Regions from separate parts of the Homo sapiens genome. Here all the other regions are linked to region 3. A link is an interaction called in ENCODE POLR2A ChIA-PET data of the cell type or tissue named here. Cell type or tissue: Panc1. All regions are shown on one strand. Each heading gives the region's core, and the rest is flanking DNA. Links, peaks and the distances in the headings are about the cores only.

What was found. ChIA-PET counts read pairs that join two places held together with the same protein. Peaks named below come from ENCODE experiments on the same cell type or tissue, not always from the same donor. Only the 100,000 strongest peaks of a DNase experiment are listed, where the experiment ranks them.
Region 1: POLR2A ChIA-PET joins it to region 3 with 5 read pairs; 3 of 35 experiments call an interaction of 5 or more read pairs at or near these places.
Region 2: POLR2A ChIA-PET joins it to region 3 with 6 read pairs; 3 of 35 experiments call an interaction of 5 or more read pairs at or near these places.

What each region holds. Positions count from the first base shown.
Region 1 is chr4:6,259,433-6,263,432 of GRCh38, forward strand. No RefSeq gene overlaps it. Among named protein-coding and RNA genes, the nearest start is that of WFS1, 8.4 kb to the right of the region's middle. RefSeq lists an enhancer at 3,434-4,000. In Panc1, for the core only: no CTCF peak of the experiment used is centred there; no DNase peak of the experiment used is centred there.
Region 2 is chr4:6,937,341-6,944,224 of GRCh38, forward strand. The region is part of intron 2 of TBC1D14 (TBC1 domain family member 14); the gene reads left to right. Among named protein-coding and RNA genes, the nearest start is that of TBC1D14, 31 kb to the left of the region's middle. RefSeq lists a silencer at 1,497-1,546 and enhancers at 2,838-3,415, 2,979-3,108, 4,964-5,033, 5,578-6,403, 6,404-6,884 and 1 more. In Panc1, for the core only: a CTCF peak has its summit at 6,509; a DNase peak (open chromatin) is centred at 5,141; H3K4me3 peaks cover 1,713 bases; H3K27ac peaks cover 2,765 bases.
Region 3 is chr4:6,654,787-6,662,786 of GRCh38, forward strand. It overlaps the pseudogene LOC124900840. Among named protein-coding and RNA genes, the nearest start is that of LINC02482, 15 kb to the right of the region's middle. RefSeq lists a silencer at 3,998-4,157. In Panc1, for the core only: no CTCF peak of the experiment used is centred there; no DNase peak of the experiment used is centred there; H3K4me3 peaks cover 887 bases; H3K27ac peaks cover 885 bases.

The sequences.
Region 1 (4,000 bases), core at 1-4,000, 400 kb before region 3:
GCAGTGAGCCAAGATCGCGCGGCTGCACTCCAGCCTGGCAGATAGAGCAAGACTCCATCTCAAAAAAAAAAAAAAAAAAAAAAGAGGCCGGGCGCGGTGGCTCACGCCTGTAATCCCAGCACTTTGGGAGGCCGAGGCGGGCGGATCACAAGGTCAGGAGATCAAGACCATCCTGGCTAACACGGTGAAACCCCCTCTCTACTAAAAATACAAAAAGTTAGCCAGGCGCGGTGGCGGGCGCCTGTAGTCCCAGCTACTCGGGAGGCTGAGGCAGGAGAATGGCGTGACCCCGGGAGGTGGAACTTGCAGTAAGCCGAGCTTGCACCACTGCACTCCAGCCTGGGCGACTCTGTCTCAAAAAAAAAAAAAAAAAAAAAGAGTGGGTCAGGCTGGGCATGAATTCGCCTCTATCAACTACCACCTGACCCCGGACAAGGCAGTATGGTTTCCTGAACCATAAAATAGGGGGAGTGATAGAACCCACCTGATAGCTATTCTTTCTTTAAGACTGAGCTCCAGTGTCACCCTTTCCCCAGCCCCTCGCAGTCCATCTCCGGACCTCACCGTCCATGCTCTGCACTTGCCACCCTGAGCCTCATTCCGAAAATACCTGCCCGTGCTGCCCTCAAAGCTCAGCATGTCTTGGGCCCCCAGTGTCTCTCCAGGCAGGTTCTCTGCACAGATGTCAGGCCAGACTGTCCCTCTTTGCTCAGGGAAAAAGAAGATGAGCTCTCAAGGTGCCAGCCTGTAGTCCCTGCACTGGGGCAGGACAAAGGTAAGTAGAATCAAGAATCGCCACCAGGACTACACTTTCCCCAGGAAAAACTTGAAACGAGTTCACGTAGCATTTTGGATCCCACCAGAACAGCAGCCCTAGAGAAAGTGCCAAGAGAATTCCTATACCCAAGTTTCTTCTCTTTCTCTTACCAGAAGCTCTTTGGCATTTCACAAAGCAAGTTGCAACCAGAGTCTGGCAGCTTCCATTGTATCGAACAATTAAGGAAAACAATGATCTGTGATCACGGCAAGCTTCTGGGTAATTTATATTTCTAAAGATTGTCAAAAACAATATCTCCTTCGCTAAAACTGTTCAAATTGCTCCCACAAACATCAAAAGTGCTCCCCACCCTGCCCCCCACTTTCTCTGCCCGTCTCTATGGCAACGTGGAGCTGTGCTATTCTGATCACTGCTACCAAGCCAAGCAGGTGTCCGGAAAGTTTTGGGGAGGATTTTGAGTTGGGTAATTTTTGGCTCTTCTTGACATTTCCTAAGTGCCGTGATGCCTAAAATTTTGTTCTATTGTTTCCTGCTAAAGTGAACAAGAAGTTCCCTCTCCCACCAGCTCTGGCTTTTTTTGTGTGGTTTTTTTTTTTTTTTTTTTTTTTTTTGAGACAGAGTCTTGCTCTGTCACCAGGCTGGTGTGCATTGGCGTGATCTTGGCTCACTGCAACCTCCACCTCCTGGATTCAAATGATTCTCTTGCCTCAGCCTCCTGAGTAGCTGAGACTAAAGGTGCATGCCACCATTCCCAGTTAATCTTTGTATTTTTAGTAAAGATGGGGTTTCACCATGTTGGCCAGAATGGTCTCGATCTCTTGACCTCATGATCCGCCTGCCTCAGCCTCCCAAAGTGCTGGGATTACAGGCGTGAGCCACCGTGCCTGGCCTAGCTCTGGGTTTTGAAACGATCACAGGAGGGACTCAGGGCTGAAAGAAGTGAGGGAGGAGGCCAGGCGTGGTGGCTATTGCCTGTAATCCCAGCAGTTTGGGTGGCTGAGGCAGTTGGATTGCTTGAGCCCAGGAGTTCAAGACCAGCCTGGGCAACATGTAAGACCTCATCTCTACAAAAAAATACCAAAAAAAAAAAAAAATTAGCTGGGAATGGTGGAGTGTGCCTGTAGTCCCAGCTACAGGGTGGCTGGGATGCTGAAGTGGGAGGATTGCTTGTTCCCAGGAGGCTGAGGTTGTGGTGAACCGAGATCATGCCACTGCACTCTAGCCTGGGTGACAGAACAAGACTCTGTCTCAAAAAAAAAGAAAGAAAGAAAGAAAAAAAAAAAGAAGTGAGGAGATGTTGCAAATGCCCCCCCACCCCAAACCACACCTCGGGGGTGTTTGTCTAAGAAAACATCTTTTGTGACCTGTGTGTTATCTTCTTTACAGCCACCTGAAACGCAGAAGGGAGCTTGCTGGGTTTCAGACATGGGTAAGTGTGGGGTGGCATTGCAGCAGAGATTGGAGGCCGTCGGACCAAAGAGGTGACCCAGAGTGGCCATGGGCACAGGACTCAACCTCTCAGAGCCTCTGGTTCCTGGTCTATAGCCTGAGGACGATCCTACCTCCCAGGTTGTCAGGTGGATTTAATGGGCCACCAGGTGTAATCAGTATTCAGGAAGGGATGGTAATGGTCTGTGGTGTGGTTATGGAGGAAGCTGATGTCCACCAATTCCACGTCCACGCAGGTTAGCTCCCAGGTCTTCCCAATAACCCTTTGGGGCAAAGGATTTACTGAGTTGACGCCCAGGGAGGTCCAATGAGTTGCTCCAGGTCTAACGACATTGCCTAAGCGTGTCATAGCCCCTCCCCATGCTCAGTTCCCTGATTTAAAGTCAGTGCCTCTTGGAAGCAATCACCGTGTCCTTCGGGAGGTGAGTAGATACATAAGTGGATACGTAAGCTGTGGTCCATCCAGACAATGGACTATTACTCAGCAATAAAGAGAAATGAGTTATCAAGCCATGGAAAGCCACGGAGGAAACTGAGCCGCATATCACGGAGTGAAGGGAGCCAAGCTGAAAAGTCTACGCACTGCACCGTTCCAACTCTGTGACATTCCGGACAGGGCACAACCATGGAGATTGGGAAAAGATCAGTTGTTGCCAGGAGGCAGCGGGAGGGAGGGATGAAGCAGTGGAGTGTCAAGAGCCTTAGGACAGTGACGCTGCTCTGTATGATGCTGCAGTGGTGGTCCACGTCATTCTACATTTTTCCAAACCCACAGAATGCACAATGCCCAGGGTGGACCCCGATGTAAATGCTGCGCTCTAGGAGATAGCAATGTGTCAATGCAGGTTATCCATTGGAACAGGTGTGGGGAGGCTTTGCATGGGGAGGTGTGGGATCTACGGGAACTGTCTGCACTTTCCACTCAGCTTTGCTGGGAATCCCAAACTGCCCTTAGAAATAAGGTCTATTAAAAAGGGGTAGGGGGCGGCTGGGTGTGGGGGCTCACACCTGTACTCCTGGCACTTTTGGGGGGCAGAGAGAGATGGGAGGATCACTTGAGCTCAGGAGTTCAAGACCAGCTTGGGCAACATGGCAAAACCCCTTCTCTACAGAAAATACAAAAAGTAGCTAGATGTGGTGGTGTGTGCCTGTAGTCCCAGCTACTTTGGAGGCTGAGGTAGGAGGATCACCTGAGCCTAGGAAGATCACACCACTACATTCCAACGGAGTGAGACCCTATCTCAAAAAAAAACCTGGGGGGAGTAGGGGGCAGAATAAAGCCAGCACCTCCTCCAGGGAGCCGTCCCTGACCACCATCACCTGCTGCAATTTCTCCCCCTGCCAGGAATCCGCAGGCTGTCATCACTTCTCCTCTGGTTAGCCCCTCCCCAGAATAACAGTGGCTGGGGTTTCCAGCTTCCGGACCTAACAAGCCCCTCCAGGGCAGGTACGGGGCTGTGTGCCTTAGACCCTTCCACCTCACACCAGGGCACCCAGTGAGACCTGTGAGGGAGCGGGTAGCAGGTGTTGAACGATTGCCCCTTCCTGCCAGTGACTGACATTTGTAAGAGAGACTCAGCATGAAATGACAGCTGCACGGTGTGGGCACATTGATGTACTTAGCAAATGAGGCCCCTGCTGCTGCCGTGTCCTGTGTCCAGTCCTGGTGACACAGCCCTGGGACCTGAGACCTGTGCCCAGGCCCCATGCTGGCTGCTGTCATGGTCTCCCTGCATCCAGGGCAGGCTGGGCCCATTTCGAAGGTGAGGGCTG
Region 2 (6,884 bases), core at 2,885-6,884, 280 kb after region 3:
AGCTGTTGAACATGTTTTTTTATAAGGGCACTAATCCCACTGGGGAGGGCTCCACCCTCATGACCTAGTCACCTCCCAAAGGCTTCATTTCCTAATACTGTCAACCTGAGGGTTAGGATTTCAACATGTGAATTGGGTGGGGGCACAAACCCTGGGGTTGTAGCAGTGGGGATGGTGTGCTGGGTTGGAAGCTGTGTGAAAGCCATCAAGGCGTGTGGGAGAATGGATAGAGAGGGAAGGAAGCGTTGCTGGGGGGCAGCAAGGGCCCTGCCAGGTGATCAGGGACCAGTCAGCGTGCTGCGCGTCTTTCTCCAGCCATGTTTTTTGCACAGGTACACGTGCAGGGCAGGCTTGTCTTTGAGCTAAGTGTGTACAGGGAAGGGAGAGAGAGGCAGGGCTCAGGGACGTGTGAGGGTGATTACATTGGGGCATGGATTCTCCGGGCGGTGGAAGGAGGGTGGATTAGAGAAGCAGGATGGAGACCCTGAAGCCTGGAGGGTAGTGGGGGGTCGTCACCGTGTGGGCGGGGAGGCTCCAGTCACACAGCCGGCTGGGAGTGGAACCTGCAGGGTCAGTTTCCACCACGTCTGACGTAGGCTCCCCCCGGGGCCGTTGCATTGCTGATTGAGCCGCATCTGGTGAGCCTGGTCCAGGAGTGTTGGAGAAAGGAAGTGGAGGTCTTCATTCCACTCCTCCCGGGTGCTGGGTGGGGAGAGGGAGGCAGCAGTGCCGTCCCGGGCGTTGTGGTGGTGGGCGCTACTTTGCTGGGCTGGCCTTGCCGAGACACAGCTTCTTCCCATGGTGTAAGAGCCTCCCCATTTGTGAACAGCACCCCATCCTCAGGGAGAGCTTGTCTGGGGGAGGACCGTGGGGATCAGCCCTGACTGTTGGCTGTGCAGATCCCTCTTCTGGGGGCTGCCTGGTGGCCCCAGTGCTAGGAGCTGCATGAGACAGTGGTGCCATGCTCGGCCACCCTGCCCTTGGGTGGACATAACCTCACATGCTCCTCTGGAGAGGGCCAGGCCAGGATAGCAAGGGGGGAAGTCAATGCCAAGAGGAAACATCTGGGAGGAACAGGGATCGTGGTCACACGAGCGTGAGGCGCCACTTCCTCTTCTTCAGTCCTTGGCCCTCTCCAGGGGATCCCAGCCTCACTCCCAGCTGGCTGCCCACAGCAGGTGTCCCCTTGGCCTTCCCACCAGGCACCAGCCTGGCAGCTCCCCCTCCCCAGGACCAGGTCTGCAGAGAGGTGGGGCTCGCTCATTCAGGGACGCCTTCTCACTGCTTCTCTGAGGATCCACATCCCTAGATCATTTCTGCAGATGTTTAGCCACTGCCAGGAAGCCCTCTCCAGCCTCCATGAGAGGACCAGCCTTGCCTCGCGGGCCTTCTGTGTGCCTCGTGGATCCCGCATTCACCCAGGGGGCACAGGAGAGATGCCGGGGTGAGCATGTCTGTCACCACAGCTGTGCAGGGGCTGTGGCTCGGGCTGGCCTCCCAGGGGCCCAGTGTTCCATTGTTTCAGGTCATTGGGTTCCTCCCCTGCAGCCGCACTCTGAAGAGTATCCGTCCCGGCTGCAGGAGTGGAGATCTGGTTGTGCAGTAGTGCAGCAGCGGCGCCATCCCCCAGGCTCTGTGGGCTGGCCTGAGTGCTGCATGGGAAAGCACCGTGGACACCATGGGGAAGAGATGCTAGTGAAACCCTCTCCGGCTCAGCCGGTGGCCTCTTCCTCATCAGCAGTGGACGGCATCCTGGCTCTGCCACCCACTCCCTCTGCATCTGGGGCAAGTCGCTTTGCAGACACAGCTTTCCCACGTGTGAAATGCAGAGTTGCGTCAGGCGGTCTCGGCATCTTCCAGCAGGAAGAACCTTCTGGAATCAGCAGTAGTCCCTGCTGTCCTCCTGCAGGCCTGGAGACCCCTCCTGGAATGGTTTTCCTGCCTGCCTCTTCCTGCTGCATAAATGAGAAGAATCCACAGGAGCCCCCCCCAGGAAGAATGGCCCCCTTTGCTGTGTGTCGACTCCCAGCTCTGTGGCTGGGGCACCTCTCATGCGCAATGCCACCCGACCAGGTCCCCCCCAGAAGCATGCGCACCCCTCGAGGGACTGCCTCTCACTTATTGTACGCTGGTGCTCATTAGAACTCAGCAAGTGCTTGCCAGATGGTTGAATTCAGACGTCATCCCTTTTCTTAGAGATTATCTGCCCGAGGACCCGGTCCTGGGGATGTAGTGGTCAGCATACCTGCGTCAGTCTTGGGGATGTAACGGTCAACACACCCACTTCTCCCAAATCAAAGCACCCAACGGCAAGATAGTCGACTGAGACCACACTGCAGAGACTGATAAGGGATGCTCAGTGCCAGGCTGTGAGTCCTGTGGCAGAGTTCCTGAGGAGAGGGGTGGGGGTGGGGTGGTGGTGTGGAGGTGGCATGGGAAAGCTGGGAGAGGCTCCACTTTACACAGGGGGGTCAGGGAGGGCTTTGGTGGGAAAGCAGCATTTGAGCAAAGATGTGAGTGGTGTGCGGGTGAAGCGTGTTCTTCCGAAGGACACAGTGGAGACGAAGGCCCTGAGGCCGGCGGGGACTGGCCTTGCTTTTCAGGCGTCACGACCTACACCAGGCTCCTTGAGAAATGGGCACCAGCGGCCTGTGCCCCTGGCTCCCGCGGCACCTCACGCATGCTCAGCAGAGTCATCCCTTTTGGCTGCCTGGAGTCGTATATTGGGGCGCAGCTGGTGCTTTAGTTACTAGAATATCAAACTGCCGTCCAGTGTGTTAGCCACTAGCCCCATGTAGCTATTTAAATTGAGTTAAAATTACCCGAAATGGAAAATTCAGTTTCTTAGTCACTCTGGCCAGTCAGGCGCTCAGTAGCCACATGTGGCTTGTGGCCACCCCGTTGGGCGGCTCAGATTAGTACATTTCCACCATGCAGGAAGTTCTGTTGTTCAGCCCTGGTCTGTGGGACAATCTGTGACTTGAACCTTTGTTGTTCTTGATGTGTAACAGCAGCACACAGTGGGTGTGAAACGAGCAAATCCATAATGGAATGTGTGTAGCCCAGAGAGGTCTACAGAAAGAACCGCCCTCAGGGCTCCGGGGAAGGGGAAGGAAACCCAGGCCAGGTGGCAGGTGGGGGTGCTGGTCAGATAGGTATAGCGGGGAGGGCCCTGCCTGGAGTCAGCCTTGCTGGGGTTGAGGTTCTTGCCTGAGGGTGTGTTTGACCCTCCCTGTGACCTCTAGTGCACATTTAAATATGGGAGATGACGGGGGTGGGGGAGGAGCCTACACCCCTCAGAGATGTATTCTGAAGGTGCCTGTTGTGCCTTCCAGTGAGGGGACAAAGAACCTGGTGGAGATTGAGAGAGTGCAGTCATAGAGCCAAAGATCTGAAAGTCTGCTCTGCCTGGCCGGCTGGGCGGCTGGACACAGTGCTCTATGTTCTTGTGTCTTACCTGTCTCCGAGCTGGCAGCCAGGAGGCTGTGCTTGGGAAGTGCCTGTTACAGCAGTCCATGCAGCACTTACTAGGAGGTGTTAGGGATCACCGCGTCCCGGCTTATGGCATGAATGAACGAATGAATGAACAAATGAATGGTAATGAGGACTTGCCTAAGGGAGGCACTGCAGGAAAGGGAAAATGGAGAAAAAGGATTGAATCAGTTCTTGAGGGTAAACACGAGCGATTTATCTTGGCTATTAATGACTTGATGAAAGCAGGTTGGCTGTTCCGTGATCAACCAGTGCTCGAGATGTTTGTTCTGAATCCCACCTGGGTTTGATGGTCCATTTCCTTCTGTTGGTGGGCTGGGAAACTTGCCTGTATCTGAGGAAAGCAGCTTTTTTTTTTTTTTTTTTTTTTTGAGATGCGGTCTCACTCTGTGGCCCAGGCTGGAGTGCAATGGCATGATCTTGGCTCACTGCAACCTCTGCCTCCCAGGTTCTCGCGATTCTCCTGCCTCAGCCTCCCGGGTAGCTGGGACTACAGGCGTCCGCCACCACGCCTGGCTAATTTTTGTATTTTTAGTAAAGACAGGGTTTCACCATGTTAGCCAGGCTGGTCTCAAACTCCGGAGCTCAGGTGATTTGCCGTCTTGGCCACCCAAAGTGCTGGGATTCCTGGCATGAGCCACTGCGCCCGGCCAAAAGCAGCTCTTTAAGTTCTTACCACTTTATGTTGCTCCTGACATCGTCTTCCTGTGGGGAAGGCAGACACTTGCTGTGAAGCTGTGGAGTGTCAGTAACATTCAGGAATGGCGTGAACTGAACCAAAAAAGACCTTCCTCAGCTTGCACATCTGTTCCTGTGACTTGTCCCACAGACAAGGCAGTGTTTCTGCCCTGGTTTCTGGAAGGTGTTGATGTCCTTAGAAAATGCACAGAGGGCAAGGTTGTTTTGTGGGATGGGGTAAAAGGAGAATGAATTTGCTCCAGATACGTCAGACCTCCTGTGTTCATGGAACTTCCTCAGGCTTGCAGGCAGCCTCAGGAAACAGTACGCCCATCTTCCTGGAGGCTCCAGGTGTGTGTTTAGGTCCTTTGCCAGCCCACCTTCCTTCTGCCCTAGGTGAGGTTAGGTTCAGCCTGGGAGGTGGCGATTCAGTATGAAATGCAGGAGAACTGGTGTGGGACCACAGGAATACACGGGCTTTGAGAAACCCATGGGCAAGCCCATTCCTGCAAAGCAGTTCTTCAGCCATCAGCCACTTGCTACTCATAAATTAACTTCCCTTTGCCCAGATAGGGATAGAATCTGTTCTGCTTTTCAGATGTTAGTGGAAAATATCATAGAATAATGCAGTAATTAAAACGGTTTCCTCCTATTTCCTATCTTAAATAGGAGATTATTTAAAATATTTACACATCTTTTTTATTTTTAGAATATTCAGTACAAGTAACACTGAATTATTTCATGCCTTCTGTATTTTTCATGTGCACACATCTTACTAGATTGCCACATCAAATCAGTTCCTGTTTATGTTGAGCGAGCTGGGTTTGTAACTGCGAGCTGTTTCAACTCCAGTTTTGCTGATTCTTTGTTGTGAATAGCTGTGGTTTATCTCAAGAATCCTGTAAGATTCTGTATATGGAAGAATGGTGAGTCATCTAGAGTTGCAGAATAGCCCTTTTGGGCCCCACAGCAGTCCAGTTTCAGTCCAGTTTTCCTGTTCATTCCCCCTTGCCTCTAGCAAGAGGCTTTTACAACCCAGGCTCTGGGTACCAAGTGTTACAGGTACATGTTTATAGGCGTTTGAAAGTTAGAGGTTAGCTTTAAGCTCTGACCTCCTTTTAGGTTTCAGATCTGGGTGTTAAACACATTTTCTGTGGTGGGAGGAGTGAGGCGGGGAAGGCGGGTCAAAAGGAGTGGGCTCTGCCTTCCCCGCCCCCACATCCTGCAGAACCAGGCACGAGGAAGAAGGAAGGTGAGGGGCCAGTGGGTGGGATGAGGAACCATATCTCCTGGGTCACCCTTACCCTAATACCTGGCTGTTCATTCACTGTAAGTTTTTTGCCTGGGATAGATTTTATCCCTTTTAGAGGTTCGTTTGAGAGCAGTTATTTTTAAAGCAGAAGAAATTGAGTGGCAGGCAAAATTCCTGGGACAAATACATTAATATCTAGTTAGGTGGATGAATGTTCGCTGCTGTAACAAACTTGAAATATACATAAAGCTTCAAACACAACGGAGGTTGATTTCCAGGCCATGCTCCCCTAGGTTCCTTCCGTCCTGTGGCCCCATCGTTTTCAGCAGAAGCTTGCTGGGTTGTTCGGTATTACACCAAAGCAGGGGAGAGCGTGTGTAGGGACCAGTGTGGGAGTTCTGAGAGCCAGCCGTGCCTGAAGCGGCACACACAACTCCACTCAGAGTTAATTGGCTGGAATGCTGCCCCTACCTGTGAGGGAAGCCAGGAAAGAGGACTGCGCCCAGGACAACGAGGAAATGGGTTTGGTGAATAACTGGGAGCCTCGGCTGTGATGTCTTTTCCTTCCTCCCTCTGCCCCTCTCCCTTCTTCTTGAGAATTAAATGCCTGAAACCGATTAGTTGAATACCCCTCTCATTCTCTTGCCCAAGTGATAGTTCCCACCACCTGGAGGATGAAGTCCAGACCAGTTGGTGTGGCCTACGGGGCGTGCAGGATCTGGCTGCTGCCTGCATCTCTGGCCACCAGTGGTGCCAGTGCTCAGAGCCAGTGACGCCCTGCCTCTGCACCTTGCCTGTTCTGCTGCCTCTCCCGGGCAAATTCTTGTTTGTCCCTTAGGATTCAGCTTAAGTGACACCTCCTCTAGGAAGCCTTCTTTGATCACCCCAACCTCTCCCAGACCTCTAATGTGGACCCCACAGTCCCTGGACTTCTTTGAGACCACACTAGCCCACTCCCCGCCCCCTCCTGGAACCTTGAGCTTCTGGAGAGCTGGGGCCACACCGTCCTCCTGTGGTTTTCCGAGCCGGTGCAGGTGGTCAGCAGATAACCTTGAGTGAATGTGAATCTAAAAAAAGTAATAAAGGGATCTGGCACACTTAACTTTTAAATCTAAATATGTTTCTTTTAAATTCTATGATTGTTCTGGGTCTTGAGAGCAGACCTCCCCAACAATTCGGTCTCCCATATGGGGTCACAGCCGTTTGGGTTTCCGATCGCGGGCACGGCACCCATCTGCGGTGTCTGTGAAGCCGGCGCGTTCTGCCGGGGGTTTGGGTTTTTTTGTGTGTGTGATAGATCTTTTTAGCTTAGATACGTTTCTTAAAGCTTCTCTTTGTTTAAAAATGCGCAGGAAAACTTCGGCGTCGTTCTATTTTTGTCCTTTTTAACACCTACCCCTGATTTTTCCTTCTTTTTTTATTTCCTTGCAGACTTTGAATTTTAAACAGATAAAAATGGATG
Region 3 (8,000 bases), core at 2,291-6,290:
AATTGACAAATGGGATCTAATTAAACTAAAGAGCTTCTGCACAGCAAAAGAAACTACCATCAGAGTGGACAGGCAACCTACAGGATGGGAAAAAATTTTTGCAATCTACTCATCTGACAAAGAGCTAATATCCAGAATCTACAAAGAAATCAAACAAATTTACAAGAAAAAAACAAACAACCCCATCAAAAAGTGGGCGAAGGATATGAACAGACACTTCTCAAAAGAAGACATTTATGCAGCCAACAGACACATGAAAAAATGCTCATCATCACTGGCCATCAGAGAAATGCAAATCAAAACCACAATGAGATACCATCTCACACCGGTTAGAATGGCGATCATTAAAAAGTCAGGAAACAACAGGTGCTGGAGAGGATGTGGAGAAATAGGAACACCTTTACACTGTTGGTGGGTCTATAAACTAGTTCAACCATTGTGGAAGACAGTGTGGCTATTTCTCAAGGATCTAGAACTAGAAATATCATTTGACCCAGCAATCCCATTACTGGGTATATACCCAAAGGATTATAAATCATGCTGCTATAAAGACATATGCACACATACGTTTATTGCAGCACTATTCACAACAGCAAAGACTTGGAATCAACCCAAATGTCCATCAATGATAGACTGGATTAAGAAAATGTGGCACATATACACCATGGAATACTATGCAGCCATAAAAAAGGATGAGTTCATGTCCTTTGTAGGGACATGGATGAAACTGGAAACCATCATTCTCAACAAACTATCACAAGGACAAAAAACCAAACACCGCATGTTCTCACTTATAGGTGGGAATTGAACAATGAGAACACTTGGACACAGGAAGGGGAACATCACACACTGGGGCCTATTGTGGGGTTGGTGGGGAGAGGGGAGGGATAGCATTAGGTGATATACCTAATGTAAATGACGAGTTAATGGGTGCAGCACACCAACATCGCACGTGTATACATATGTAACAAACCTGCAAGTTGTGATCACATACCCTAGAACTTAAAGTATAAAAAAAAAAAAAGAAGATAGGGTTAGAATTAGGGTTAGGAGAACCCAGAGGAGAATAATAAGGTGGGGGCACGGCTTTGAGGGTCTTCATTCATTTTTATCCATCCTTAGACTTTCTGCAGACTAAGCTTCAAGTTTTCAACTGCTGCTACAACAAATTATCACAAATTAACAGCTCAAAATAACACACATTTATCATCATAGTCCTGAAGGTCAGAAGTCACGAATGGCTTAGAAGGTTTCTCTGCTCTAGGTCTCACAAGGCCAAAATCAAGGTGTTGGCTGGCTGGGCTCCTATCAGGAGGCTCCAGAGAGAAACCGCTTCTAAGTGCATTCAGGTTGCTGGCAGAATCCAGTTCCTTGTGGTTGCAGGCTGGGCTTCAGCTGGGGGCCACATTTAGCTCCTGGAGGCCTCCCTCCTGTCCTTTCATGTGGCCACCTGTGTCTCAAAACCAGCAGTGGTTTGTCAAATCCTCCTCATTGTCCAACCCCCCGCCCCGCCCCGCCCCAGCCACAAAGCTGTGAAGCTAGGGTCCAAACCCCCCACATCTCAGAGTCAGCACAGGCAGGACCAGTCATCTCCTGCTTGGAATAGCACGGATTTCTTCTGCCAAATCTCTCTTCTGCCTTCGTTTTCTATCTCTGACTCCAGCCTAGGAGCGTTTTTCACTTTAAGGACTCAGGATTAGGCTGGGCCTACCTGGATAATCCAGGCTATTCATTCTCCTTAAGACCCTTAACTTTAATTACATGAGCAAAATCCATTTTGCCATGTAATATGATATATTCGTAATTACAAAATATGTCATATAATTTATAACACAATCACAGGTTCCAGGGATTAGGATGTGGACTTCTATGGGGGTCACTCTGCCTGCCACACCTCCCTAGAGGTGATGGTACCCAACTCCACTAAGTTCAGGTGGTGGCACAGGCCAAGAGAGCTACCCTCAGGCTGATTGGCCCTCAGTCCCCCAGCCAGCAGGTTGTGAAGCCAGGGTCCGAATATTGGATGTAGTTCCCACACGACTCTGAATGCACTGTGTAGTCTAATGACTGTCATAGTAGCGATGCCACCTGCCTCTGCCTGGTGTTTTGGCAACTGTACAATGCACTGTCATGCCTTTTTTTCTCACTTCTCTCACAGTCACAGGGGCCTACCAGCTCCATTTCACCCCTAGAGAACTGAGTTTCCAATCAGGGGCACTTGTGCAAGCAGGGTCTCCCCAGTCTTTACCATTAGCCCGTTTGTGGGCCACAGACCAGGAATATAAACGTATCTTTTTTTTTTTTTTTTTAGACAAAGTCTCAGGCTAGTCACCCAGACTGGAGTGCAATGGCTGGATCTCAGCTCACTGCAACCTCCGCCTCCCGGGTTCAAGCGATTCTCCTGCCTCAGCCTCCCGAGTAGCTGGGACTACAGGCATGCGCCACCACCCCCAGCTAATTTGTGTACGTTTAGTAGAGACGGGGTTTCACCATGCTGGCCAGGCTAGTCTCAAACTCCGGACTTCAGGTGATCCGCCCACCTCGGCGTCCCAAAGTGCTGGGATTACAGGCCTGAGCCACCGTGCCCGGCCTTAACATATCTTCTACCCCCTCCAGACAGCATTCTTTAGGGTAAACAAAATGTACCGAGCCCCTGCTGGGCAGCCAACCCTGGCGGAGACGTGCGGACAGATTCTACCTTCAAAGAGCTGTCCTGGGAAATGCCACTGTTTGGTAACAATTTTGTTTCCAAAAACCTCGCCTGGCCTGTGTCGGGCCGGCGGAGACAAGCCAGCGGTTCCCTGGCGAGGCGGGGACGGTTTGAGGTGCAGCCGTGGGTTTCGTGGCCCTGGGTCACGGTATTCGGTGCAACCTTCCGTTTCTGGTGCAAAAATCACTCGCAACTGAGTGTTAAAACCCCAACCCTGGAATCCCTCTCAGACTCCACCCCAGAGCCCGCGCAGGCGAGGGCGCGTGGGGGAAGGGGGACGAGAGCGCGCCATGGCGCCTGCACGATACGGGACCCCGCCCGAAACCCCCGTGGGCGCGTGGCAACCTGGAGCTGCCGTGAAAGGAGCTTCGAGGAGGCCCCGCGGCGGCTGGCAGCGGGAAGGCCATTTGGGTGTGGCCTTCGCTGTTTCAGGGCTGAAAGTTTTAGAGTAAAATTTTATCTAAACTAAAAAGGAACTTCAAGAACTTGTCGCGGGTGACAGCGAGGTGTCCGCGCACGGCTGGTGGGTGCCCGGCTGGCCCGGGGCGGGAAGGGGCGGCGGCGCTGTGGCCTTGCGTTACCGTGAGGAGGGCCTTGAGTGGGTTGTCCTGGTCCTTGGCCTTTTGAACAAAGCATTGAACAAAACGCACAAACAAAGTAACAAAGGAATGAAACGCAGGAACAGAAGCAGGGAAAGCAGCAATTTCTTAAAGCGAGAAAGCACCCACAGGGTGGGAGCGGGCCCGAGCAAGCAGCTCAAGGGCCAGTTAGAAAGTTTTCTGGGCTTTAAGTACTTCATTTGAGGTTCTTACCAGCTACCTCTTATGTGGATGAAGGTTTTGGTTTGTGGCTAAAGGCTGGGGTGAACTGGCGCCCTATGCGGATGAAGGGACGGTCCCTGCATGGCTCTTGGCCACTCCAAGGCACGCTCCCTTTCCATCTGGGAGGAGGCTTGTAGGGAGAGTAGCCTTTGATGCTTTACTACTCCCAATGGGGAGATGGTGCTTTTCCTTTTGGTTTGGGAAGTTTGAGTTAATCAGCCTCAGATTCTCTGCCCCAGACCTTGGTGTTTTCCCTTGATTCAGCTTTAGGAAGTCAGCAGGAATCTGCCTTAAGTTCCCTACCTCCAGACCCTGTTCTCCTGCCTGACGTGGACACGGACCAGGCGAGAGCCCGCAAAGACCCAGGTGGCCCGGCGCCCCGCGTGGGCGGCGAGGACCTGGCCTCCCTGGAGTGCGAGCGTGCCCGGGCGCACTAGCGGGCCCGCAGGGAGCTGCTGGAGATCCAGAGCCTGCTCGACGCCATCAAGAGCGAGATGGAGGCGGAGGAGCAGGGCGCCCGGGCCCCAGCACCCAGCCCGCGCGCGGAGGCGGAGGATCTGGTGGCCAGGCTGTGCGCCGAGGCGGAGAGGAAGGCCGCGGAGGCGGCGCGGATGGGCAGGCGGATCGTGGAGCTGCACCAGCGGATCGCCGGCTGCGAGTGCTGCCGAGCCGGCGGGGCAGCGCGGGGTGGAGCTGAGACCGGCGGGGAGTTTCCCGCGTGGAAGGCGCTGGGCAGGCAGGGAGGGGTGCGTAGAGCCGTGCCACGCTCTCCGCCAAGGTATACTCTTTTTACGTAGGTAAAAGAAAATAATTTCATTTCTTAAAAAGAAAAAAAAAAGGAGAAACAGAAACCCAAAGACCTTTAGCAGTAGAACAATAAAGGGCATAGAGCTGCCATGTCGCTAAGGGGGTTAAACCATTTCTTCTATGCCGTAAAGCTAAATATCAGGCGGAGAACAAAATTTAAAAGTGTGTGAGTCGGGCGCTGTGTCTCATGCCTGTAATCCCAGCACTTTGGGAGGCTGAGGCAGGAGGATCACTTGAGCTCAGGAGTTCGACATCAGCCTTGACAACATAGTGAGACCTCTCTCTACCAAAAATAAAAAACAATTAGCCAGATGTGGTGGCACACACCTGTGGTCCCAGCTCCTTGGGAGGCTGAGGCAGGAGAATTGCTTGAACCCGGGAAGTCAAGGCTTCAGTGAGCTGTGTTCAGGTCACCGCACTCCAGCCTGGGCAGATTGAGTCACCGTCTGTAATTTAAAAAAAAAACAAAATACAGGCCGGGCGGGGTGGCTCATGCCTGTAATCCCAACACTTTGGAAGGCTGAGGCTGGTGGATCATCTGAGGCGAGGAGTTCAAGACCAGCTTGGCCAACATGGCGAAACCCCATCTCTACTAAAAATATAAAAATTAGCTGGGTGCGGTGGCGGGCGCCTGTAATCCCAACTACTTAGGAGGCTGAGGCAGGAGAATCGCTTGAACCCGGGAGACGGAGGTTGCAGTGAGCTGAGATCGTACCTGTGCACTCTGGCCTAGGTGACAGAGTGAGACTCTATCTCAAAAAAAAAAAAAAAATGTGTGAAACGTAAGGCCATTACTGAACATTTCTAAATTTTGCTGGGAATTTGGAGTGTTTTGCTTGCCCTTTTCTGCCAGAGGTGGCATTCTGCTGGCAGAATTGCAGTTTTCACCCCAGGACAGTGAATTCTGACTCAGAGTGTCAAAGATAAGGAAAGCCAGGAGACTAGTCAAAATGGTAAGGACAGATTTTATTCAGTAATGACTTGCAACAGGGAAGAGAGTCCAGCGTGAACTAAACTGAGCTTTGCCAAAGCAAAAGGCAGGAGACTTTTTCAAGGTTGGAGTGTGCTAGGGGAAAAGCACTGAAGGGTGAAAAAACAGGTTTGATCCACCTCTCTAGGCCATCTGGGTTTGCTAGTTAGTGCTTATCCAGAGGAGAAACAAAGTTCTCCTTTCTTAAATGGGAGAAGTGGTGTGTTGGAGCAAAGCTTCCACTGAAGATAGGTCCTCATCCTCCCACTGGGACTGGGAGGAAGAAGGAGGTTATCTCCTTACATGTTTGAGTTTCAAGGAGCCAAGGGAGAAAAGAAGAAGGAGGAGGCGGAGGAGGAGGAGGAGAAAGAAGAAGAAGGAGGAGGAGGAGAAGGAGGAGGCAGAGGAGGTGGAGGAGGAGGAGGAGAAAGAAGAAAGAGGAGAAGGAGGAGGAGAAGGAGGAGTAGGCAGAGGAGGAGGAGGAGGAGAAGGAGGAGGCGGAGGAGGAGTAAGCAGAGGAGGAGGCAGAGGAGGAGGAGGAGAAGGAGGAGGCGGAGGAGGAGTAGGCAGAGGAGGAGGAGGAGAAAGAAGAAGAAGGAGGAGAAGGATGAGGAGGAGGAGAAGGAGGAGGAGAAAGAAGGAGGAGGAGAAGGAGAAGGAAGAGAAGGAGAAGGAGGAGAAGGAAGAGAAGGAGGAGGAGGAGAAGGAGGAGGAGGAGATAGAAGAAGAAGGAGGAGGAGGAGGAGAAAGAATTTTTTTTTTTTTTGAGACGGAGTCTCACCCTGTTGCTAGGCTGGAGTGCAGTGGCGCAATCTCTGCTCATTGCAACCTCCTCCTCCTGGGTTCAAGCGATTCTCCTGCCTCAGTCTCCCGAGTAGGTGGGACCACAGGCATGCACCATCACGCCCAGCTAATTTTTGCCTTTTTAGTAGAGATGGGTTTTCACCATGTTAGCCAGCATGGTCTTGATCTCTTGACCTCATGATCCACCCACCTCGGCCTCCCAAAGTGCTGGGACTACAGGTGTGAGCCACCACGCCCAGCCGAAGAAGAAGAAATTTTCATCACGATTGTCTATTGATGAGATGGTTGGTCTTATTTTTTGTTTTTGGAATTTCTCAATAGTTTTAACTTTTCCTGCTTCTGTGCATTTTGCTATGTCACATGGGACCTAATCACTGTTGGACACTTTGGGACAAGCAGGAAACTTGTGTCAGTCCTCAAACCACAGAGTTGTTGAAGGAGCTCCACCTGTTCCATTGGAAGATGCCCCTGGGAAATGAGGTGGAAGACAGTTTTGTATGCAGTTTAGAACTTTCTCTGTGAGAACAGATGAGATTTTTCCTCTTAAGTTAAATCATGTCATTTGGTGCACATTGTGTGACTTCGCAGGTCAGTTTGGACAACTAGCTACGTCTAATTTGACTTGAAACCTACATATGATGGAGTGCTTTCTTGTGTTTTGTCTGTGGTTTGACTTAGGGTCAGCTTCCTTGAAGGATCTCCCTAGTGCATTTCAGGCCCTGTGGGGCGTAGAAGAAGAGAAGTCTGAAAAGGGCCTTGAAGATCTCTGGGAAGCAATCGTGGTGCTGGCGCTTTGGTCTTCCTTCACGGGGTCATAACCTACCTGGTTAGGCCCATTTGAATAGACCCCACAGGGATTTGAGGTTAAAATACCATATGTGGCTGGGTGTGGTGGCTCATGCCTGTAATCCCAGCACTTTGGGAGACCAAGGTGGGAGAATTCCTTGAGTCTAGGAGTTTGAGACCAGCTGGAGAAACATGGTGAGACCCCCCACTCTACAAAAAAAAAAAAAAAAATTAGCCAGGCATGGTGGCACTCACCTGTATCCCAGCTACTCAGGAGGCTGAGGCAGGAGGATCGCTTGTGCCTGGGAGGTTGAGGCTGCAATGAGCTGAGATCATGTCACTGCACTCCAGCCTGTGGGTGACAGAGCAAGACCTTGTCTCAGAAAACAAAACAACAAAACAAAAACAGCACACCCACATGTAATAATGGTTGTTGCTTGTAAAAATGTAAAACCTAAAAACCTATTTTTATCCAAATGAACCAAAGCCCTTAAACTTCACCAGGAAAAAGAAAATAAAACATGTTTCTGAAGATCACAGTGTCTGTCTCATTGTCCTCAAATGCAGTAAACTGCGGGTTATAATGCATTCAGTGAAGCTGCAATTGGAAGAACAGATAATCCCCAGGCATGGAAATGAGGTTGGAGTAAGAGAGAAACTGGCACACTTCAGGCCCTAGGTACCTGTGTTCAAAAGCACTGGCTACACGATGCGCCCAGACCCTGGAGGAGGAATACAGACATGAGACCTGGTGGTAAAGACAACAAAATAATTCAAAGACAGCGTGCCAGGTGTCACACATGCAGGCAGTAACTCTATTGAGGGGCATCTTATATGCCAGCTATTGTTCTAAAATAGAACAGTGTTACCGCCCTGATGAAGCTTACATTTTAGAGCAGGGAACCTTCAGAAAACATATAAATATGTCCTGTGGTGACATGTTTGGTGGGTAACAAAAGGCACTGTACTGCTGGTAGACATGTAAGATGTAGGAGGAAGGTGGAGTAAGGATGAGGTGGCCCAGACTGCAGCTGAATCTCCGGTCCACTGCCGACTGACTCACTTTGTAATGTTTCGCAAGTCTCTTCACCTCACTTTACCC